Regions from separate parts of the Homo sapiens genome. Here regions 1, 2, 3, 4 and 6 are each linked to region 5. Evidence: chromatin loops called from intact Hi-C (ENCODE). Cell type or tissue: PC-3. All regions are shown on one strand.

The links. Hi-C counts contacts between places; a loop is a spot of excess contacts. Peaks named below come from ENCODE experiments on the same cell type or tissue, not always from the same donor. Only the 100,000 strongest peaks of a DNase experiment are listed, where the experiment ranks them.
Region 1: it touches region 5 in a loop (5-fold over the local background); 57 of 110 quality-filtered maps call a loop at or near these places.
Region 2: it touches region 5 in a loop (33-fold over the local background); 32 of 110 quality-filtered maps call a loop at or near these places.
Region 3: it touches region 5 in a loop (3.0-fold over the local background); 6 of 110 quality-filtered maps call a loop at or near these places.
Region 4: a loop joins it to region 5, with 31 times the contacts of the local background. A loop is called at or near these places in 11 of 110 quality-filtered maps.
Region 6: it touches region 5 in a loop (13-fold over the local background); 101 of 110 quality-filtered maps call a loop at or near these places.

Annotation. Positions count from the first base shown.
Region 1 is chr11:126,429,745-126,433,744 of GRCh38, reverse strand. It overlaps KIRREL3 (kirre like nephrin family adhesion molecule 3), which reads left to right. Exons shown (of 17, transcript NM_032531.4): 14 at 2,219-2,326. Among named protein-coding and RNA genes, the nearest start is that of ST3GAL4, 76 kb to the right of the region's middle. In PC-3, no CTCF peak of the experiment used is centred here; a DNase peak (open chromatin) is centred at 1,824; H3K27ac peaks cover 2,787 bases.
Region 2 is chr11:126,988,930-126,992,929 of GRCh38, reverse strand. The region is part of intron 1 of KIRREL3 (kirre like nephrin family adhesion molecule 3); the gene reads left to right. LOC105369558 (a long non-coding RNA gene) reads right to left here and starts at 499. Exons shown (of 2, transcript NR_188549.1): 1 at 396-499. In PC-3, CTCF peaks have their summits at 2,143 and 2,353 (motif pointing right); DNase peaks (open chromatin) are centred at 609 and 2,389; H3K27ac peaks cover 1,204 bases; H3K27me3 peaks cover 1,271 bases.
Region 3 is chr11:126,373,943-126,377,942 of GRCh38, reverse strand. The region is part of intron 1 of ST3GAL4 (ST3 beta-galactoside alpha-2,3-sialyltransferase 4); the gene reads right to left. Among named protein-coding and RNA genes, the nearest start is that of ST3GAL4, 20 kb to the right of the region's middle. In PC-3, no CTCF peak of the experiment used is centred here; a DNase peak (open chromatin) is centred at 1,962; H3K27ac peaks cover 421 bases.
Region 4 is chr11:127,344,026-127,348,025 of GRCh38, reverse strand. No RefSeq gene overlaps it. Among named protein-coding and RNA genes, the nearest start is that of LINC02712, 75 kb to the right of the region's middle. In PC-3, CTCF peaks have their summits at 1,784 and 1,983 (motif pointing right); no DNase peak of the experiment used is centred here.
Region 5 is chr11:126,308,471-126,312,470 of GRCh38, reverse strand. The region is part of intron 2 of DCPS (decapping enzyme, scavenger); the gene reads right to left. Among named protein-coding and RNA genes, the nearest start is that of TIRAP-AS1, 6.1 kb to the right of the region's middle. RefSeq lists an enhancer at 984-1,053. In PC-3, a CTCF peak has its summit at 1,807 (motif pointing left); a DNase peak (open chromatin) is centred at 1,780; H3K4me3 peaks cover 75 bases; H3K27ac peaks cover 1,517 bases.
Region 6 is chr11:126,478,492-126,482,491 of GRCh38, reverse strand. The region is part of intron 4 of KIRREL3 (kirre like nephrin family adhesion molecule 3); the gene reads left to right. Among named protein-coding and RNA genes, the nearest start is that of KIRREL3-AS1, 63 kb to the left of the region's middle. RefSeq lists an enhancer at 3,093-3,594. In PC-3, CTCF peaks have their summits at 1,373 and 1,574 (motif pointing right); a DNase peak (open chromatin) is centred at 1,591; H3K4me3 peaks cover 304 bases.

The sequences.
Region 1 (4,000 bases), 120 kb before region 5:
CAGAGAACCAATGAGCTGCCACAGCAGTTTCCCTTTCTTCATGGAACTAAACCTAGAGACGTTGTCGTCTATTGGTCAAGGCAAGCTCTGCTGAGGCCCAGCCCCTTTTCTCAGTCTGACTGTTGAACCAATGCGAGCACCTCCCGTTTCAATCCCTAAGTGTCCACCATTCCACCTCCTCTTGGTCCCCTCCCTGTCACCCCTACAGCTGTCCTGGCCACTAATTGGTAGGTAACCAATGGCTTCGTGTGCAAGTCCTGGGGTGGCAAAGGGATGTGCCAGCTTAACCAGCAACACTGCCAGCCAGGGGCGCCAGCTCCCTCTGGCCGGAGGGCAAATGGCTGCCACCCTACCCCCACCCCTTGATACCTCCTCCCAGCAGCATCTTCAGAGGCCAGGGTTTGAGGTCTTTCTCCTCCCTTTAAAGAAAAAGACAGCAAGAGGCTTACAACCCAGAACTGATACCTAGCTGTCCCCACTCGCCCACACTGACGAACGCAGGGTAGGCTGGGGAGGGGCTCAGTCTTTCAAAGGAACTTTCCTGGCCTTTAAGACTGTGAACTGCTGATCGGGAACGATGGCTCACGCCTGTAATCCCAGCACTTTCGGAGGCTGAGGCGGGCGGATCACCTGAGGTCAGGAGTTTGAGACCAGCCTGGCCAACATGGTGAAACCCTATCTCTACTAAAAATACAAAAATTAGCCAGGCATGGTGGCATGTGCCTGTAATCCCAGCTATTCGGGAGACTGAGGCAGGAGAATCGCTTGAACCCAGGAGGCGGAGGTTGCAGTGAACTGAGATCGTGCCACTGCCCTCCAGCCTGGGTGTCACAGCCAGACTCCATCCCAAAAATAAAAGACCGTGAACTGCTGGTGACCCCTTCCTGGGTAACAACAACAGCAAACACCAAACAGGGCTGGGTGCCAGGCTCTGCTCCAAGGCCTCTGCCCACATTCACCCAGCTCAAGCCCATAACAACCCTCAGAGGGGCCGGTACCATTATCCCCATCCTACAGATATAAGAGAGGCAAAGTCAGTTGCTCAGCAGAAGGGATGGAGCCAGGACTCGGAGCAGCAGCAGTCTGGGCGGTACCGAGCACATGAGATGTGGGGGATCTCACATGTCACTCTGTGGGTGGAGCTGGACGGGGTGGGAGTGGGGTGAGTGGAGGGGTGGGAGCAGTGAGAGGAGACCTGGATTGACCCTGGCTGGGCAGCTCCTGTGTGTCCTTGGCCAAATCACTTGACTTCTCCGGACCTCAGTGAGAGCCCCAAGCTCTCCCTGCCCCAGCATTCTCTAGTTCTATTCCTGATGGATTCCTCAAGGCCCTAAATCATGTGCTCCGACCCCACTTGCAGCTGTAGAAGGGCCAAGGCTGTGTGGAAGATCACCCCCGACTCTATCCTTACCCTCCCTGTCCCTACCCCCACTCGGCTTGGGCAGGAGACAGGCCACAGAGACTCAGCAGGGGTGAGGGCTTGCCTGCCCAGTGTGTGGGCCTCTCTTGCCAGGAGGGGTGCAAGGATGCTCAGAGGGGCAGCCTTGAGGGAGAAGCTGCAGACCTGGAGATGGAGGGAAAGGGGCCTCTCTCCTTAGAGAGGTGGCAGTGGAGAAGCTGTAACCCTGCTCCCTGGACCCTGAGACTTGGACACCTGAGGGCCACAACTGATGCCCAGCAGACCTGCGGGGAAGCTACTTAGACCTGCAAACACTAAGAGCCGGATGTCCTCTATATTCACCCGAGAAAGGGAAGGGAAGGAGAGAACATACGGAACAAACAAGGGCAGTGACCATAGTCATTTTTCAAAAAAAGCCAGGGCCTATGACTCACTGGCCGCTGTGTGATAGAGCATTCCTGTTTAATGCCAGAGAGAGCTCCATCGTGCCAGCCCCACCCCTCATCTCCGGTCTTCCTGTCCCCTGGCCCTCCCTTCTCCGTGTCTGCCTGCCTCGCTCTCCTTCCTCTGCCCTTTACCTCAGTTCCCCTGCCCTCTCCTCCACCCACCAAGCCCCTGTGTCCTCCACCCTGGTCTTTGCAGTCCCAGCTAGAGCTGACCCCAGTTGGACTCGGCCTGTGCCTGCCCAGGCCCCACTGAGGCATTTCCCAGGAGGGCCCCATGTGGCAGGGGCTGCCCCCGCAGGAACGGGGTGAGATCATGGGGGGATAGTAGGCCATTCCCCATCCGTCATCAGCTGTGCCCGCTTCTCTCCCACAGAGTCTGTGCCGATGGCCGTCATCATTGGGGTGGCCGTAGGAGCTGGTGTGGCCTTCCTCGTCCTTATGGCAACCATCGTGGCGTTCTGCTGTGCCCGTTCCCAGAGAAGTACGGGAGGGAGATCCGGGATCTCAGGGAGGGGGACAGAGAAAAAGGCCAGGCTTAGGCTGCCCCGGAGAGCAAGTAAGCAGGAGTGCAATGAACAGGGGTCCTAACAGTGCTGTGAGCTCCTGGGGCAGGGAGTGGGTCTGATGCATCGGTGTATGTGAGCCTGGGCAACATGGCGCCTGGCAGAGTGGGCGCTAGGCTGAGGTTGACCTGGACTAGACTGAACTTCATCTGCAGGGCAGCCAGCATTTTGGATTGAACACATAGCTCTTTCAGTCAGGAACTGTACAGAAAGATAGGGGGAAAAGCGGTTTGTGGTTTGATCCTTGCTCTACAAGAGCTGTTAGTCTAGAGAGACCCCATCTCTACAACAAAATAAAAATAAAGAGCTGCTAGTCTCACCAGAAAAGCAGGTCACTCACACAGCTGTGGGGGAGTGGGTGGGGAAGCAATAAAGGAATTGCTTTGAGAAAACTTTTAAAGGTCTTCAGTGATTACCAATAAAATTCTAGTGTTTGTGCACGCTTGAAGAATTGCGTGCACCGAGGAGATAACGTGTGAGAGATTGGATGGCAGAGAACAGGTGAAGACAATGGAGACACAGTGTTCCAGTCCCACCTCTTCTGCCACATGACCCTGGGCCAGCCACAGTTATTCCAGGCCTGTCTCCTCATTTATAATGAGGATATGACTCTGATGGCCCCATCTGGCACTAACATTATATAAGTGTAATGCAAAAAATGAATCACCAGAATGGGTCTGCTCCTCTGCCACTCGGCAGCCTGCACATGTTTGAAGAAAGCTGTTCCCCTTGCATTTTCTGCACTCCGAGCTAAGCAGCCTTGGCTCTCAAGACCACCCCAGCAATGATGTGGTCTCAGGACCTCCATCACCACCGTCTCAGTGGAAATTATAGGGAAGCATACAAATATATACACATACGCATATATACACATATATATACGGTTTTTTTTTATATAGGGTCTCTCTCTTTTGGCCAGGCTGAAGTGCAGTGACACGATCTCAGCTCACTGCAACCTCCGCCTCCCAGGTTCAAGCGATTCTCGTGCCTAAGCCTCCTGAGTCGCTGGGATTACAGGCGTGTGCCATCATGCCTTGCTATTTTTTTAATTTTTTGCAGAGACAGGATTTCACCATGTTGCCCAGGCTGGTCTCGAACTCCTGGCCTCAAGTGGTCCGCCTTCCTCGGCCTCCCAATGTGCTGGGATTACAGGCGTGAGCCACCGCACCAGCTCCTCAAGAATTTCCTTTTTTTTTTTTGAGACAGAGTCTCATCCTGTTGCCCAGGCTGGAGTGCAGTGGCACAATCTCGGCTTACCGCAGCCGCTGCCTCCCGGGTTCATTCAAGCGAGTCTCATGCTCAGCCTCCCGAGTAGCTGGCATTACAGGCACCCACCACCACGCCCAGCTAATTTTTGGATTTTTAATAGAGACGGGGTTTCACCATGTTGGCCAGGCTGGTGTCAAACTCCTGACCTCGTGATCTGCCCACCTCGGCCTCCCAAAGTGCTGGGATTACAGGCGTGAGCCACCGCACCCAGCCAAGAATTTTCTAACAGAGCTCTCCAACTAGAAACAGCCTGCCTCCTGCAGAAGTAGCAGTAAAGCTTCCATCACGGAGGCGTCGACAGAGAAGCTGCCCACTGCCTCAGG
Region 2 (4,000 bases), 680 kb before region 5:
GCTAAAGAATGTGGAAGAGAAGAAAAAAGATCATGGAAACACACAGAGGCAGGACTGCTGGCTGCACGCTGGACTTGAGCAGAAAGAGTGCATTGAGGAATGAGATTTGCCAGTTTGTGGATCCCCTTGGCTAGTTAGAGGCGCAGGCAGCCTAACATTGAAGATGGGTGCTAACCAGAAGAGGAAACAGCACTGGAGCAGGTGAGCACAAAAACCTAGGGACATTTTGCTGATGATGTCTTTCTTGTTCTCAAGAGGAAGCTAAGTTATACTGGCTTTAGGGAAACCAAGGTTACAAGTGAAACAATTCTACTCAGAAGATGTTGGAAATGTTTTACAAGGCTCTGGCACTGAGTACCCTTCCATTTAAGAGTAGAGAATATCATCAGATCTACCTGTATGTTCCACACTTTGGCCTGTTCTCTTCAGGAACTGGTGGAGGCTGGCAGGACAAGCTCAATGATGAAGCAAAACCCCGATTGTTCAGCAAGAAATAGACAGTGTTATTTCCATGACTGCGGATATGTAAGTCTCAAGTCTAAGGCTGGCCCACTGAACAGTCTCTCATTGCTGAGAGTGTTCTGACTCACGGTGGAATTCAGGCCATCAGGAATGTAGGAGTCAATTCCTGAGAAATGGGTTAGAGAGTAGACTAGATGACGTCCAAAACCTCTCCAACTGTAAGATTCTCTGAATATTATCTCTTAGCAACAATCTATTTATTTTGGATGACACATTCCTAGGGAGTAGGTGATGCATTCTATTTGCTCTTTGCCAGCAAATTTTCTTGTAGGTGCCTGGCAAATTCTTTTGGTTGTTGAGGGTGTTGTTAGTCGTGGCAGTAATTATGTTCTTATGATGATGATGGTGATGATAACTAGCATTTGTGTAAAGCTTCATAAGTTGCAGAGTGGCTTTCACAAGCACTACCTCATTTCATCAGCAGAAGTAATGAGAAGTGGGCATTATTGCTGTCATACCCCCAGAGAGGTTACTTTGCTTGACTAAAGTCATTTTCAGTCTGGTTCACTTATTCATGTGCCTTGATGTTCCTCAAGATGCTGGTACATCCAGCTGTTCCACATCAACACTAAAAAATGCAGGAGAGTATCCTAAGCTGTGGTGTCATAAGACAGGTCATAGTCTTATAATTTGTGGCAATCCCCAGTGTCTAGGACTGGAAAAGGATTTTAGGGAGTTTCCTATGAAAATCATGCATCCGAATCCCAGGTCTGACCTTCGAACAAGGAGGCAGCATTGTAGTTCAATTTCTTTTTTATTCCAGACTCTTTCTGAGTCAGTTTCTTTATCTTTCTGGCATTCAGTTTTACCTCGGGGTACAAAGTTTCCAGAGGAAATAACAGGCCAGGCTTTGGGGCTGAAGAGTAATTAAGGACATACTGCTTGAGTAGCTCCTTTTGTGGCTGTTCTGACAAATAATAATAATAATAATAATAAAAAGGAAGGAAGCAAAGGCAGGGACTTTGCTTCTCTTAATTGGTTGATTAAAATCCAAGTCTTTTATCACCCCTGGTGTCTAGCACACTATTGGGCACATAGAAGGCTGTGAATAAGTGTGGAAATATTGGAATGGAATGAGGGGTAATGAGAGGAGAAGCCAGCAGTGCTTGTAATATCAGCACATGGAGAGATGCTGAGAGGGCCCCTGGCAGGAGGCAGAAGAAGAACCTGACTAAGTGAAGTGTGGACGTGCCCTGCAGGAAGTTGTTCCTTTCTGGAAGGCTTTGAATGCCCTTTGGGTCACCAGAGACAACGCCAAGAGAAACAGCCTCTGCCAAGCCACCCACTGCTCAGCTTCAACAGGAAACCATCGCGTCCTTCTGTTCTTTAATGCATGTCAGTGCCCATTTCTGTCAGTCACCTGCAAATGTCACAGGTGACTCGGCTCTGGTGCAGTGTGACAGTCCACCTGTCACCCTTGGCAATGCTGGGAGCAATGACAGCTTCAGAGTAACACTGGGGCCCGGTTGGTTCATTGCACAGGAAGCTTAGCACGTTCATCCGGGAGTGGCAGGAGGAGTGATTCCCACCCTTCCCTGCCTCACTGACCTTGTGGCAAAGAAAGCAAAACCACCACTTAATCCCTCAGTGGTTGCGTTCCCTAAATCCTAGGACCTGCACTTTTTCTGCGTCTTGCTAGAGGACGCTGGGGTCCACCCCACATTCACAAGGAGTTCTGTTTCTTCAGGGAGATGCCCTCTGAAGCCTTTTTCTTACATAGGAAGCTGCACCTGAGTGAGGGGCAACTGCGGAGGCAGAGAGGAGCTGTTCTTCTGAAGCCGCACCAAGAGCTGGGGCACTATTTTGGGCCCTGACGCCAGGTGAAGGCTGCAGTGCCTCAGTCAGCCTGATGGTGGCAGCAGCAGCGCTTGCAAAGCCCTGAACCTGCCCAGAGAGAGCAGAGCCCGGGAGGTCCCTTAGGACGGGGAAGGGGAAAGCCTAGTGGCTGCCGGGAGCTGGGAAGGGACGGGAGGGATGGGGGGCTCTCCTCCTCGCCTCTGGGTGGTGAGGGCAACGTTACAGATGGCGGCGGCTCTCGCAGGAGGCGGGTTCCTCTCTCCTGATTCTGCAGGGTGTGAGGGTGGAGTGTTTGAGGGGATCCGGATGAAGGGTGGCAGCAGCTAAGGGGGTACAATTGCAAATGCTCAGAGGGGCTTGAGAGAGCTTCAAAGAGAGGGAGCGAGGAAGCTCAGCCCACCACACGGGTTTCCCTGCCACAGGGATGATGTTTCTCTCCTGTATGTGAAGGTGAGTCCTCCCCAGCAGGGGGACCGCCAGCCCAGAGCCCCTACCTCTCCCTAGAGCCGCCTCCAGGCCTGTGCCCCCTGCCCCGCTCCAGGCGTTTTCCCTTCCACAAGGAGTGATTCCACCCTTCCAGGGTCAGGGAGCCAATATTTCTGTTGTCATTCCCCGCAAATGCTGAAAAAACAAAACAAACAGATGCTAAAATGAGGCTTCATTATTCCTGATCTCCTGGGCAGGCTGTGGAGGTGCTACTCTGTTTTCACCTCTGGATGGTATTACTAATTTCCAACAACACCATTATAAAAAACCACCACGGGCCATGGCTGTTTGAACATCCTTCCAGGCAAGATAACTGGATCCTGGCCACAGGCCCTGGAAACAATGGCCTTCATGCTGCAGGAGAGACACCGGGGGAACCCTGTTGGCCCTAAGACTTCGTTCCCCTGTTGGCCCTAAGACTTCGTCATGCCTTTCTTTACCTCCAAGGGGATGGCGGCTCACCTTTTTTGCCACTTGATAATTGTGACGAGATGTGTCTGAGATCCCGAGTTGATCCACAGGCAGCGTGAACTAAGATAGCGGGAATAGAATGAAGGAAAGGTGCAGCCACCATGGGAACAATCCACTCCCTTGTCTGGTCTGCAGCCTGAGTGGTTGGTAGAGCTGGCGGTTTATGTTACCTTTGGCCTTTCATTCAGTTTTTCTGAAGTTGCTGGAGGGATTTTCTATACGGTGTGCTGAGACCCCAGCAGCTTCCCTCAGCTGACTCACCATCAGAGTCCCTTGCCGCTCTCTCTGCATCAGGGTGAGCTGCCACTGCCCCCTTCGTCCCCACAGTGCCAGCCTTTCTGGGCAGTGGAGTTGGGCTGAAGGCAGGATTGCTGTCTTCATTTTACTGATAGTTCTACTAGCAAATTCCAGGTGACTTCTTCAGCATCTCTTGTAGAAAAGAAAACTTTTTGCATAAGTTTTGCAAAACCTTACTTCAAACTGCAGAGTTGATGCTACAAGGGTAGAAGAGGAAACATAGAGCTGCATAGTTTGAGAATTTACTGAAAATAATGGGGACTGAGCTCCTCCTCAAATTAAAAGATGTTATACCAACGAGGTGTTTGACCTTGGCCCTGCTGTCCCCCGACCCCTTGATTTGGCCACTTTTTCCCTTTCTCCTTTCACCAAGAGCTGCGTTAGTGTTTTGGGATACCTTAATAGAAAGCTGAACTGAGGAGGGAGG
Region 3 (4,000 bases), 65 kb before region 5:
ATTTTACCAACTTCTGAAAAAGTTTAATTGACACTTCGAATTATCTTAAGCAGTACAATCTGGGATGAATGAATTGGCCTCAGTAGTACTGTACAATAGAAGACTTCTTGCTACTTTAACTGCTCAAAAAGGGAGACCTTGTTCCCTAATTGGTAGAAAGGTGTTGCTGGCCGAGCGCATGGCTCACGCCTATAATCCCAGCACTTTGGGAGGCTGAGAGAGGTGGATCACCTGAGGTCAAGAGTCTGAGACCAGCCTGGGTGAAACCCTGTCTCTACTAAAAATACAAAATTAGCCGGGTGTGGTGGCACACGCCTGTATTCCCAGCTACTCAGGAGGCTGAGACAGGAGAATCACTTGAACCCAGGAGGTAGAGGCTGCAGTGAGCCAAGATCACACCACTGCACACTCCAGCCTGGGCAAGACAGAGTGAGACTGTATCTCAAAAAAAAAAAAAAAAAAAGAAGGTGTTGGCCAGGCACGGTGGCTCACACCTGTAATCCCAGCACTTTGGGAGGCTGAGGCAGGTGGATCACCTGAGGTCAGGAGTTCAAGACCAGCATGGCCAACATGGTGAAATCCCATCTCTACTAAAAACACAAAAATTAGCTGGGTGTGGTGGTACACACCTGTAGTCCCAGCTACTCAGGAGGTTGAGGCAGGAGAATCACTTGAACCTGGGAGGTGGAGTTTACAGTGAGCTGAGATTGCGCCACTACACTCCAGCCTGGGCGACAGAGTAAGACTCGATCTCAAAAAAAAAAAGTGTCATTTTTATGTTAACAAATCAGGTATTACCGAAAACTTAAAATACCTTAAAGAACACACATGGGTTTTTCATTAGATGGGCACTGCCTTCTCCATTGATTCACTCAGCTGGTTAAGTCTTGGCTCCTGGGAATCTTTGCTCAGAGGAATTTTTCAATCCTTGGCTATTATTCTCCTTATAATTATTATGTTTACCCCCCTGGTGCCTTGTATTCTCTCAAGGGTTCTAAATGATTTCCAACAGCTGCTCAAATATCAAACAGTTACCATGAGGATCATTCAACTTGAGGAAAGCAACACTGACTATGTAACTGCTAACTGTGGCCATGGAATTCTCATCCCCAACCTACCTACTGATGATGACAACAACATCTACCTGACTCTTTGTCCCAGTGACTACATTGGTGGTGGTAACAGAGAGTAATACTGTGTCATCTAGTCACACTATCAGCTTGCTGAGAGAATAACCAGAAGCAAGGAATTGTTAAAGCAAAATTTGGAGACCAGGCCTGAAAAATTCCTTACCAAACAAAACCAATGAGGCCTTAACAACAGCCTTAACCTTGCTTAAAAGACAGCATAATCAAATCTTAACTGGGGTTATTTATGGTAAATGCTTCTGTTTGACACAAATAAAACTTCAGCCAATCATAAGTAGCCAACTAACATATGGTTATGTGACTAGGAAACTTCCAACAAGGTAAACCAAACAAAGCAATTTTGTAATTGCAACCAATTAAATCAAATAAATTCTTCATTTTGCTTTTACATTCACTCTCCAAACACCTGCCTCTGAAACTGTCATTGGGCCACTAAACCTCTTTCGGTTTTCTGTTTCCCAATTCACTTCTTACACAAATAAACTCTTTAAAATATTATTGTGCCTGAAAAATTCTCTTTCACACAGGTAATATATTTTATTTTATATTTACTGGCTTTCAAATATTGCCCACTATCCTGGGACCTCTGAAACTGAAGACATTTTAATACCAAAAGCCAATCGGAGTAACTTACTATAGAATATGCTCTATGATATAATGTAATTTCGTATTATATAATTCTGTGTTTTCCTATCTTGCCTGTGAGGCTATGAACTCTGTGGTCAGGAACTTCTTTATATCTCTAGATTCTATTAAACTGCCAAGAATGTGGCAGATGTTTTATACACATTTGACAAACAATAATACGTGACTAACGATGTATTGCATGGCGAATTAACAACTGAAACAATGTACTGCACGTTCACTTTGTGCGAAACCAGGATCTCTTACTCATAGCCAGGGGCAAAAAAAAAAAAAAAAAAAAGGAAGAAAAGGAATCAGGATCCTGCAATCTCTGCCCCACTAACTTTGGGGGCCAGACAGTTCATTGTTGCGGGGTCTGTCCTGTGTATTGTGGGACGCTTAGCAGCATCTCTGGCCTCTACCCACTAGACACCAGAAGGAAATCCCACTCCCCAGGTGTGACAGAATGTTTCCAGACATTTCCAAATGCTGAGGACCACTGTGCTAGATGCTTCTAAGGGCTGTGCAAGTATTAAATATGATCTCGACCCTGTGAGTTCAACACGATAATTACCTCCATTGTAGAGCCAGGGAACTAAGGTGGGAAAGGGGTCAGTAACCGGCCCAGGTTGTACAGCTCGTGAGGAGCGGAGCTGGCACTGGAATTCTGGCTACTTCAGCCAGAACCCCCACATCCTACGGCTTCTAAAACCATCCCGTGCAGACTGGCTCCCTAGACTCCACGATCCCCGGGATGTCCACCCCTGCCCTACACAGCAATTAGGGGAAGGGGTCTCAAGCACATCCAAGTCCTTCGAAGGCTCCGCACAGTGACGAAGAGCCTGTCAAGCCCCTCCTCAGCCACGCTTCCGCACGAGACACAGTCTCTAGCCCCCACAGCCCTGGTGCTCTCTGGAAGCTCTGCAGTATGTGTTCAAGGCACACAGCTGTATTCGTGGGACCACTAACGCCTGCCAGATGGACACCAGACTTCCATGAATCCGACCATTTTTTGCAGCCACATCCCACCACTGGCATGGACTGACTCTCTCCGCTGTAGGCCAGGTCTCCCGGGCTGCGGACTCCTCTGGCTTCCCTGCCGAACTTCAGCGCGGGCCTGGGCTGTACCTGCTTCCACACATTCCACAGCCTGTCCAGGAGTCAGTCTCCACAGTGTCTGCCAACCCACAGCGATTCCTCTCGGCTTAGTGTCCGCTGCCCACGTTCTAGAGGGGACTCAAGCTGGACTGTGCATTTGACGTCATTAATACAACTGCCAGGTACAGTGAGCGCAGGCTACGGGCTGGGGAGTTCTCCCACAGGGTTAGAATCCACCCGATCAACACTCGGATACAGACGGTCCGCTAATTGCAAGTGCCAAGAACAGACCGGTCATCTGTAAAACTCCTCCTCAGCCCCAAAACCTCCATGGACTCTTCTCACTTACGGGGAGAGCCCGGGTCCTTGCTCTGACGCACAGAGACACACGTGCTCTACTGGCCAGCACCTCCTCCCTCCTTGCCCAACTCCTCTCCATGGAGGCTGCCCCACGCACCAGCCTCACCAGGTCTAGGGGGCTACCTAGGCATGCTCCCTCCTCTGAGGCTTTGTACTTTCGTTCACTCAGTCAAGAATGCTTTTCCGTAGACATGGGCTTGGCTATCTCTCTTCATCCAGCTTTCCTTTTCTCTATTTTTTTTTTTTTTTTTTTTTTTTGGAGACAAAGTCTTGCTTTGTCATTCAGGCTGGGGTACAATGGTGTGTGATCTTGGCTCACTGTAACCTCCACCTCCCGGGTTCAAGCAATTCTCGTGCCTCAGCCTCCCAAGTAGCTGGGATTTCAGGCATGCACCACCATACCCAGCTAATTTTTGTATTTTTAGTAGGAACGGGGTTTCCCCATGTTGTCCAGGCTGGTCTCGAACTCCTGACCTCAAGTGATCTGCCAAACTCGGCCTCCCAAAGTGCTGGGATTACAGGGGTGAGCCACTGTGCCTGGCCTCTTTGTCCAGCTCTTACTCAGCTTCTCTACTTCCCAGCAACAACTCCACACACCCAACACTGCAGGCCCCCTCCCCTGCTTGCAAAGATGTTTCTCTTGTTTTGCTTGCTGCTGTATTACCCATGTTGACAATAGTGCCCGGCACCCAGCAGGCTCTCAATACAAACGTGTTGAATTAATAAATGGATCTGTTCATCGGATAGCATCGCTCCAGTGCAGGTGGAAC
Region 4 (4,000 bases), 1.0 Mb before region 5:
CATATTCATTGCCTTTCAAGCAGAGGACGAAGAGCATAATCTAGATTCTGGGGTGCAGTTAATGTTTTATGCGATGCTATAATACCCTACGATACTTGGAAGTATTGTGATTGATGAGGCTACTAACTCCTATACAAAATGTCCCAGGCCACTGGAACGCTGACTTCTTGATTTTATTTTTGTGTGTTTAAAAAAATTTCCCCAAATTGTTACCTGTAATGCCCTAGTGTTGTAAGCTTGTTTGCCTAAACCAGAATTTCACTGCCAAACTTTGTATCTCTAATGTGGTTTTGGCCAAACTTATTGAGATAATTCTATGAAAATTAAGTCATTTATGTATATTGACAATGGGTTTAAGAAATTCACCTATGAATGAAGAACTAAAATGTAAGTTTTGGTAAATGGGATCTGTGACATAATTTTGGATTGTCAGGAAACCTTAATTTTTCTTTTACTTCTGTATTCTTGATACAACTATTATCAGTGATCCAGATAATTGTAGACTTTTCATGAATTTGACTATAATAAAGTTGGAACTTGGGTTCCAACTGATCATTAAGTCTCTATGTATGTTTTTGAGTGAACTAGTATGTAATTTCCAAGTTCTTAAGATTTTGGATGGCAGGGGGTAGGGGGAGGATATGAAATAGCTTTAGTCTCTGTCCTTAAATGTTTCTAAGTTCATGTGTAATAATAAATCACTTTGATACTCAAATGTCCAGAGATTGGTCATACAGCATATAGATAATTTGGTACCATTTCATCTTCACTGTATCTTTTCTGTTGCCCAATAACCAGTCTCTTTTCATTGCTTAGAGTGAAGAGGCTGCTGTATTAACACTAATTTCTGAGCTTCTAGCTGGCTTTTATGACAACTCTCAAATAGGTTGAACTTGGTTGACAACTGCGGGACAAATGATGAAGGGGAGAAAGCTAGGCAGCAATGCTGATGCTTTTGCTACCACGTCTTCAGATCTTGCAGTGAATGCTCTAATTGACAAGATTCTGAGGGGTGGGGACACAACCTGGAGGCATAGTTAAAAATCTTGAAGAACAGTCACTCCTGAAAGGCAGAGGTGCCTCTTTTTTTTCTTATTTATGCAGGAATTTAAGTTTAGTAAAGAGAATATATAACACACATACATACACCCCACCCACACATGTATACATACATACAAAAATATACACACATCACATTAAGGAGAAATTGGAAAAAAATGAAAAAGGAATTCCTAAGGTGAGTAACTTGGGGAGAAAGATGAGATGCCCACAGGAGTAAAATAAAAACACAGCAGATTCCTGTTTCTTACAAACGTATGTTCCCATCAGGATTACTGAAGCAGCTAGTGTTCATTTTGGCATTTTCAACTAGAATACTCAAAATTTCAGGGAACAGTAAAACTCTCCAGATTTGTTTAGAAGGAAAAATCATTACACATGAAACAACAAAGCACTTTTAGGGGCTAAGTCTGGAGAAGGGGCTAAGGCATGGTACTGAGCAGGGGGAAGTTTGGTGTGGAAGTCATTTTCTCTACCAATGACTCCAAAACCCAGAAATGTCAATGCAAAAAGATCTCCCAGTTCAAACATGTTGTCTATTGTCTGTGTAAAGACTAAAAACTCCTGAAATTACCCAAGAAGACAAGGAAACTTCATACAACTACGTTCACATCAGATGCATCCCAGTAGCACCATTTTCTCTCTATAATTCTTAGAGTTTCTTATCAGAAACCCTTGCTGCTTTCCAAATCCCTCTGTTTTCTTTCTTCTTGACCTCGGACGCCTCTGGGCATGTGCCCCCAGGAAGAGAAAAATGGCTTGAGCAGAGGCATAAAATGATGCACAAATCTGCCATAAGTTCATCCTAAGTCAACTGAAAGCAGCAGAAGAAATGGCTTGCAAAACAACAACAACAGCAGCAACAAAAAACTAAAAACCAGCAAGATTTTGGTTTTTTCGTCCATGTAGCTTTGGAGCCACCAGATGGCGGTGTTGCAGACCAGCTCTTAGAGCCTCTGGGTGCAGTGGAAATGAGAGAATAGGAAGAATTATTAATATTAAAGCGATGCCTGAAATGTGCTGGTGTTTGCGTCGCTACCAAAACGCCGAATGCATTGCGACTAAGGACAGCAACTTAAAGGCGGGGATGACTTTTCTTCCACAGTTTATTCTGAAACAGCAGGAAGCTACCAGGCAGTTTCATGGGATTAGATTGATTTAACCTCATCAGCCAGATCACTGTGAAAGGAAAGATGTTCCCAGAGACCCAAGTTTACATGATGACTCCAGAGCAAGAGACGAAACCCGATGAAACCAGTAAAAGCCGTCAGAACAAGCTCTCCAGGGCTCCCATCACCACTTTCCTCCATTTCTTTCTTTCCATTGACTGGGTCCCCAAGCCACCTCTCGCTGCAGCCCGTCACCGACGCTGGCAACACACGCACACACTCACATTTTAAAAAGCAAATGTCACAGAATTTCCAACAACCACACTTGCCAGCCAAAGAAAGCGTTCATTGATTTCCTGTTTTGTGAATTGATACAGATAATTTCTGTGGCTTAAGGGGTTCATTAACTCACTCATTTGAAATAATCTGAACATAAGCCGAGTTAAAGTTTTCTCTTGTCCTGTGTCCAGACTCATTTAACTCAATTTTTGAGAGCACAGTGCTAAGGAAACCAAAGCTCAGTGTTCAATATCCACTTGGTTTTACTCTGTTCCACTGATATGCCTCATACTCACAACCCTGGCTATCTATCTAGGACTAAGGTCAGAAAAGGAACTTAAGGGTCAGAAATGAAAAACAGAGTATGGATGGAGAAATACAAATATACTCTAACTACTGGAGAAAAATGGTCCCAAATCAATCTTAGGTTTTGGTTTGAGGTAAAATGGGTAAGCACAATTCACATTGTCTCTCCTGTTGAATGTAGCTGTAAAACCTGTGCAGAAAGGATGGAGCATCTCTTTGAGGACTCTAGTGGTAAAAAATAGCTGGAGGGTTGGAAAAGAAGATACAAATTTAAAGTACCAAGAAACTGGCAGACAATTTCACATTTTTCCTCCTTTCTCTCTCAGTGTAGACACACAGTAGCATAAAACCAGGAGGTGGTCATTAACCTTGGACAGATAACACTTTAGGAGACGCCTGGAAAAAAATAAAACTATCCCTACTCACAGACGACGTAATTCTGTATGTAGAAAAGTCCCAAGAAAACGACAAAGGAGCTCTTGGGATGAATAAATGAGTTTCACAAAGTCAACATACAAAACCAAATTATATTTCTATATAATGGCAATGAAATTTCAGAACTCAAAAAGAAAAGTCTTCAATAGCTTTAAAAGAACACAAAATACTTAGTTATAAAAGTAACATAACTTACACTGTATTTCCAGGTTGAACATTATAAAATTCTGATAAAAGAAATAAAAGAACGTACTAAATGGAGAGACATACAGTGCTCATGGATTAGAAGACTTAATAAGATAAAGAGGTTAACTCTCAAATTAACAGGTAACACAATTTCAACAGTAAAAAGCAAACAACCCAATTTTAAAATAGGCAAAAAACAAACATGAAAAAAAAAAAAACAACCTTGAACAGACCCTTTACTTAAAAGAGGACATGTATGGTTAAAACATAAATGAAGAGGCCAGGCACAGTGGCTCACACCTGTAACCCCAGCACTCTGGGCGGCCGAGGCAGGCGGATCACGAGGTCAGGAGTTCGAGACCAGCCTGACCAACATGGTGAAACCCCCGTCTCTACTAAAAAAAAAAATACAAAAATTAGCTGGGCATGGTGGTGTGTGCCTGTAATCCCAGCTACTGGGGAGGCTGAGGCAGGAGAATCACTTGAACCTGGGAGACAGAGGTTGCAGTGAGCCGAGATCGCGCTATTGCACTACCACCTGGGCAAAAGAGTGAGATTCTTTCTCAAAAATAAATAAATAAATAAATGAAGAAACACAGGAAAAGATTATCAATATCACTAGCCAT
Region 5 (4,000 bases):
GCTACTCAGGAGGCTGAGGCAGGAGAATGGCTTGAACCCGGGAGGTGGAGGTTGCAGTGAGCCGAGATCGCACCACTGCACTCCAGCCTGGGTGACAGAGAGAGATTCTGCCCCAAAAATAAATAAATAATTTTAAAAATTAAAAAATAAAAAAGGAAACCAATAAGGCTGAAACTAGATAGGAAATACTACAGAGTATGCCATAGCGGATGGGTAAGCATTGTTTAAAGTTTCACTTCTGGCCAGATGCGGTGGCTCACGCCTGTACTCTCAGCACTCTGGGAGGCCGAGGCAGGTGGATCACCTGAGGTCAGGAGTCCGAGACTAGCCTGGCCAATGTGGTGAAACCCCATCTCTACTAAAAACACAAAAATTAGCCAGGCATGGTGGAGGATGCCTGTAATCCCAGCTACTCGGGAGGCTGAGGCTGGAGAATCACTCGAACCCGGGAGGCAGGGGTTGCAGTAAGCCAATATCGCGCCATTGCACTCTAGCCTGGATGACAAGAGCAAAACTCCGTCTCAAAAACAAACTAACTAACTAACTCAATAAATAAAGTTTCATTTCTATTCATGTCTATTAGTCCATGTGTAATAGACCATAATGTGAAACATATCTCTCACTGCGGGCAGTGGCTAAAGTTGTGAAAACTTCCTTATGTGTTTCATAACCTACCCACTGAGGTAAGTTCAGTTTCTAACCTAATTTAACAGAAAATAACTGAAGCTACTTCCCCAACTTCATCTGTAGTACACACCCCTGCCACCATCCCACCCCATCACTCCTGACATAACAGCCTCATTTCTGTTCTTCTTTCCATCCCCAGAACACGTGCTATTCCTCAGCCCAGAGTGTTCTCCCCTCTTTGCACAGCTGGCTTCTTCCCATCTTTCAGGCCTCAGCCTGGGTGTCAGCTCCACTGCAGAGAGCCCTCCTAGAGCCCTGGTCTGAGTAGGCTCTCTCCTGCTCATGGCCACTCAGACATCTGCTTCCTTGTTTGCTGTCTGCCTTCCCCACTAGAACTGCAAAGACAGGGAGACATCGGTTATCTTCACCAACACAGACCTTGCTTCTACTAGAGTAGCTGGCACATAGCAGACACTTCACATTTGTTAAATGAATAAAGAAATGTCCCAGGTCCTCATGGTTAGCAAATGGCAAAGCCAGGATTCGCACCCAGGTCTGCCTGACGTGAGGCTTGTTCTCAGCACTGGCACTGTGCTAAAACTCAGAAACAGCATGTTGCTGCCCCAGTGCATGCCATGAGAAAGCATGAGTGCCCCAGCATGACTAACTCCTAAAGCCCATGCTCTCTCCATTATGTCGTTGGGATGGACATTGCAGCTGGAAGGATGAGTGGCTCACACGAGCAGCCTCTTGCAGTCAGCTGAGAACGTGGAGGGGATAAACGAATGAGGAGACTGCAAAACCTCCAGACTTGAAGAGGAAAAGAAAGTTGCCAGTGACCAGAGGAATACCAGAAAAAAATCAGCTGAGCCCATGATTTCTACTGTGGCCAGCTCAGAAATGAGGGGTGGGGGCTCCCCTAGGCAAACAGTATTCTAGGAAGGAGGTCTAAAGAAGCAGCCAGAGACAGCAGAAAAACTCAAAGGCACAACCATGCAGGGGGACAGAGGGCTGAGGCTGCAGGAACTGCACATTCAGGGCCCTCGGGGTGGGCAGCATTGAGTTGACTCCAAGGCTGGGACTGGAGAGGGAGGTCCCAGGCTCTGACTTAGCTGGCCTTCCCACAGAGGGGACAGCTGGAGTGGGCCACAGGACTATTTTGGCAATGCTGCCACCTTGTGGCTGTGGAATGCCCAGCCCACAGGAAAACAAATCTACACATAGGTCAGTTTGTGGGTTCATTCTTCACTTATTGAAAGCACCTAATATGGGCGACATGGCTCCAACCTTCGAGGACCTCACCCCTTATATCCAGGCAGTGACCAAACTCTCCTCTTTTCACCACTATGTCCCCACCCCTGACCCCAAACAAGACTGTGAGGGCAAGGATGGTATCTTACTCATCTCTGAAGCTACGGTACGCGGCATAGGGCCTGGCACATGAGACTAATAACAGCAGCTACTACTTAGTATTGTGCTCAGTGCTTTTAAGTACATTAGCGCATCGGATTCTTGAATTGCACCTATGAGACCTCCAAATGGAGATGTCAAGGAGGGCTTTATTTCAATATGAGCCCGGAGTTCTTGGAGAGGTCAAGGATGGAGAAATAAAGGTGGGCGTCGCCGGCATACAGATGGTGTTTTTTTAAAGACCAGTGCCTCTCAAAGTTTTACGTGCATATGGCTCACCAGGGAGTTGTGCTAAAATGCAGACTCCAGTGATTCTGTAGTCTGAAATGGGGAGGAGATTCTGTTTTACCAGACTCCCAGGTGGTGCGAATACTGCTGGTTCACAAACCACACTTTGAGTGGTAAAAATCTGGAACAGAGGTTAACAAACTATGGCCAGCTGGACCTCTATTTGTACAATCAGCAAACCAAGAGTGATATTTTCATTTTCACAGGGGTTGAGAAAAAGAAGAAGGAAGGAGAAGGCAGAAAAGGCAGAAGAAGAAGGGGTTGGGAAGGAAGATGGGAGGAAAAGAAGAAGAGGAGACAGAGACCATTTGTGCCTCACAAGGCCTAAAATATTGACTCTTTGGTTTTTGACAGAAAAAGTTTGACAATCCTGACCTCAAATATCACCCAGGGAAAAGCTATGCAGCTAAACAAGGGAGCAACCGGGCCCTGAAGCAAACCGCTGCGACTTCCAAATCCCCATCCCTAGTTTTGGTAGGAAAAGCAGGAGCGAAAGGCACCGCATGTACAGTCGGCCCTCCGTATTGTGGGTTCCATATCTGTGGATTCAACCAAATGAAGAATAAAAATACTTAAAAAAAGAAGGACATTGCGTCTGTATTGAATACGTACAGACTTTTCTTGTCATTATTACCTAAAAAACATGGTATAATAACTATTTACATAGCATTTACATTGTAGCAGGCAGGAGATGTGCTTAGGGTACATGCAAATACTACACCATTTTATATCAGGGACTTGAGCATCCACAGATTTTAGTATCCAAGGAGAGTCCTGGAACCAATCCCCAGTGGATACTGAGGGATGACTTATATACCAAGAAGGCAGGAAGGCCAGGGGCAGCGGCTCATGCCTGTAACTGTAATCCCAGCACTTTGGATCACCTGAGATCAGGAGTTCGAGACCAGCCTGGCCAACATGGTGAAACCCCATCTCTATTAAAAATACAAAAATTAGCTGGGCGTGGTGGTGTGTGCCTGTAAATCCCAGCTACTCGGGAGGCTGAGGCAGGAAAACCACTTGAACCTGGGAGGCGGAGGTTGCAGTGAGCCAAGAACGTGCCATTGCACTCCAGTCTGGGTGACAAGAGCAAAACTCCATCTCAAAAAAAAAAAAAAAAAGGGGCAGGAAAAGAAAAGATGAACTAACATCTGAGGCTCCCAGGTGGGTGGGGGTGGCCCTGGAGACACCTGGGGTTCTGAGTGGGAACAAGGACTTGTGGTGGGCCAATAACCCACTGCCTCTTTCAGTGCTTATCTTGGGAAAAACAATAGAAACAGAAAGGGCGAGCAGGGACTACCTCCACTTGTGTGCAATGCCACAGAAGGACTGGGAAAATAAAAAGGACAGCCTGTGAATTCCACAGGGTTCATCTGTCGGGCAGAACCTTCTGAATTTTGGCCAAGGGTGGGGAGGGTGGGTAGAGGGATTTCGGAAGGTGAGGGAAAGGGTGTGGCAGTAAAATAATAGCCCCTAGAGCCTGCAATGCAGGGGGCCACCCCAAGTTGTGTTTGGCCACGGTGCCTTCTGTCATTCTTCTGCCGCCCTGTGCTGAGGAATACATTTGCTTAAACGTCACTGCCTGAGAAAGGAAATACAGCTGTCCATTTCCATCAACTTGCACCAATTAATCTGGCTTTTGCTCAATGGAAGACAAGGCTGTTTTGCATTAAGT
Region 6 (4,000 bases), 170 kb before region 5:
TTTGTTATTTTAATTCATATTTTACAAATAAGGACACTGAGGCACAGAGAAGCTAAGCAGTTTTCCCATGGCCACAAGCCAGTAAACATAGCACCCAGGATTCAAACCCAAGCTGCCCGACCTTCAAGTTAGCAAAGCAAAAGGAAAGGGGCAGGCCCGGCACGGTGGTTCATGCCTGTAATCCCAGCATTTTGGGAGACCAAGGCAGGTGGATCACCTGAGGTCAGGAGTTCGAGACCAGCCTAGCCAACATGGTGAAACTCCATCTCTACTAAAAATACAAAAATTAGCCAGGCATGATGGTGGGCACTTGTAATCCCAGCTACTCAGGAGGCTGAGGCAGGAGAATCACTTGAACCCAGGAGGCAGAGGTTGCAGTGAGCCGAGATCATGCCATTGCACTCCAGCCTGGGCAACAAGAGTGAAACTCTGTCTCAAAAAAGATAAATAAATAAAAAATGGAAAGGGGCAATTGGGGAAAAGCGATTTACTCCAACAAATGCAGGTGGCTCTTATCCACAAGGAGGAATTGAGGTAAGAAGTGATGAAAAGCAAGGCCGAAGAGTCAGCAGTGGCCAAGAAGTTCAGACTATTTAGATGGCAATGAGGGACTTTCAGAGGATTTGAAACAGAGGAATGCTAGACATTCAGCACATGGTGGGTGAATTACTGGTTGACTGGATAGGTGAATATTCAGACTTCTGTAACAGTCACTCTGGAAAAGCACAGAGGACTAGGAGATGGAGGGGAGAAGCACTATTGTAATCCAAGCACAAAAGGATGATGGCTGATCCAGGAAGCCTGTGGGAATGGAAAGAGACAAATCTGAGCGATACTTCAGAGGGTTAACCAGGCTAGTTGGCAAGACAGGGTGACTGAGAGTGGAATCCAGAAAGACCCCCAGATTTCTGACTTGGTCCCCAAACAGTGGGGCCATTCTCCAAAATACAGAATATGGGGATGGATGGGTGTCTGGGAGAGGCGGTGGGTGTGGTGTCACACCTGCTGAGCTTCGAAGGCCCGTGGACAGTTGGGTCATGACTCTGGAGCTCAAGAGAGAGGTCTGGCCTGAGATGCTTCTTTGGAATTCGTCAGCTTAAAGATGTGAGTTGAGTTCACAGAAAAGTGAAGGTTTTCCATTAGATAGTGTGTCAAATGAGATATGGCCAGCAAGAGCTAACTAGGGAAGACCAGCATTTAAGGGGTGGGAAGAAAACAAAAAGTAACAACCAGAGAGGAAGGAGAAAAGCCAGGAGGGAATCCCGGAGGCCAATTTAGGATGTATCTATTCCCTGCCCAGTGTTACTTTCCTTCTAGTACTTATCAACACCTAACCTTGTATTATGTATGTATTTGTGTATTCATTTATTGTCTGTCTCTCCCACTAGAAGGTAAACTCCACTAGGGCAGAAGCTTCTTGTCCCTAGTGTTTAGAAAGGGCCTGGCGTATAGTAGGTGCTCAATACGAATTTCTCCAAACATTGTTCGGCTACCACTGGGAAGCTGACTCTTAAAACCAGGTCAGCTCCCTCTTGTCTCTACATCCTGCAGTTCTCCATTGTGGCCATTAGGTGGCGCATCTGTATACGTGAGGAAACCGGAAGCTGGGATTACACGCGGCCCAGAACCAGAGAACCGGGCAAAACCACAAAAGGCAGCAAAGAGCTGGGCGGACTACAAACAACATTCGTCCGTTCCCTTAGCAGACATCGCCAAAGCACCAACTGCGAGCCAGGCTCATGCTTCCTGGGGCCCTCTGAAATTCAGACTGCGGGGAGGGAAGGGAGGAGAGTACCTGCCAGGTCTGAATGCCCCCTGGGACAGGCAGAGAGCCCGCTTCGCAGAGCTCTAGGGCCAGGACAAAGGCAGGGGTTAGTGGAAGGGCTGCTGCAGCTGCAGGGATAGTCTGGGAGCTGCTCTAACTCCAACAGAACATGTTGTAGGGTCAAAATCTCGAGTCTAAATTCCAACTTCACCACTTATGGCTGTGTGGTCTTTGCCAAGTAATTTGCCCTCTCTGAGTCTCAGCTTCTTAACCTATAAAATGAAGACCCTAATAGTCCCTGCCTCAAAAGATATTGAGAATAAAATGAGAGGACCTTGGCTCAGCACTTTTCACACAGCCACAAACCTAAATATTATTCCTAAAAATTAGACATAATAACCTACATTTGTATAGCCTTTTACAATGTTCTCTGTGTATCTTTCATATTGTAAGGTAATCCTCATGATAACCCTGCAAGATAGGTATTTTTATTATCTCACTTCCCAGATAAGAGGATTAAGGTTGTCGGATTATATAACTTGTCTACAATCATATGGCTCATAAAGTGATCGACTCAAGTCAAGTTCAGCTCAGCAAATGCATATGCCACCCTGTGCCCTGTGCAGCAGGCAGGCACTCTGCTGGGAGATGGGGATCCGGATGGAGATCATGGTTCAGGGAAGAGACACACACAGAGAGATTTCCATAGGATGTGGTAGCTAGTGAGTCAGGGGATGCCCAGGATGCTGTGGGATCATAGACAGAAGCCCTATACACTTGGCCCAACTGGCAGATTCTAGAAAGGCCGCTCAGAGAGGGTGCCCTCTGAACTAAGTCTCAAAGGGTGTGTAAGAGTGACCCAGGAGAAGACCAGTGGTCCAGGAGAACGCCAGCATTCCAAGCTAAAGAAACGGCATACACAAAGGAAGCTGTTCTGAAACAAGATCGTGTAACTCCAAAGCTAGTAAGCAGGGAGCAGTCTGCCCCTTTCTCTGGCCGGCCCCGGGGGAGCGAAGGGAGCAGGCAGCCTGTGAAGGGATCAAGGGTCCCCACACGTGCTCTTTGTCCAGTGAGCCTTCCCTTCATAGCACTTGTCAGTTTGTCATGATTTCTACCTCGGAACCCTTAGAGCAGCGCTCCTCCAGCTTGAAAATGTATGTGAATTGTCTGGGGTCTTTTCAAAGGCAGATTTTGACTTAGGAGGTCTGAGGTGGAGCACAAGAGTCTGCTTTTCTAACAAGCTCCCAGGAGGTGCCAAGGCTGCACACATGTCCGTCTTGGGCACTGGCCTGGAGTGGCAAGGGCCTCCCCATCAGCTCTAAGATGGCAGGCCGTGTATGGCTTCACTCAGCTATCATAGCCTCAGCTTGTGACATGGAGGAGGCTGGTGAGAGAAAGGTTGGGAGGGAGGGAGGCAGGAGGGCAGGACACATGGCAGGCTGACTGCAGGGCTGCAGCGGGGAACCTGGGGATGGAGAAGATGCTGAAGGTGTGGGAGATGCACCCCGAGGCTTCGGCATCCTCCCTCCACTGTAGTCAGTGCTGGAACTCCTAGCACTGACTCTCCCAGAGCCCCTGGGTCTGCGGCAGAACAAAATCAAAGAACCCACAAACGTCCTTCTCCCCACTCAGCCAAGTGTCTCTGATCTGTCACCATGCTCGGCCTGCCGCCCTCTCCCATCCTATGTTCCAGACAAATCAGAGGACAGCAGCCACGGAGAAACAGGCTGAGAATCAGCTCCCAGCACCAAGCCCCCCTCAGCCAGGCTTCCCTCTCTCGAGGAGAGACAGGGAGCACCAACCCTGATGCCACAGCAGCGCAGAGTTCCTACAGCGCTGTCCCAGCTGGCCTCAGAAGGGCTCCTGCTTTGCCCTCCTCCCTCCCACTACTCACGCAGCCCGTTCCCAACTGTACCCAATGCACACACACATGCATGCACACACACAAACACACATATACACACACATATACACACACACACTTACATACACATGTATACACACACCCATACACATGTATACACACATGTACATCTACATGCACATACATACACATACATATATACATATACACATACATACACACATACACACGCATACACACATACACACATATACATGCATATACATATACACATACACACGTGTACACACATATATACACATACACACATATACACACATGTACACACATATATACACACACACATACACACACACAAGATTTAAAACGCT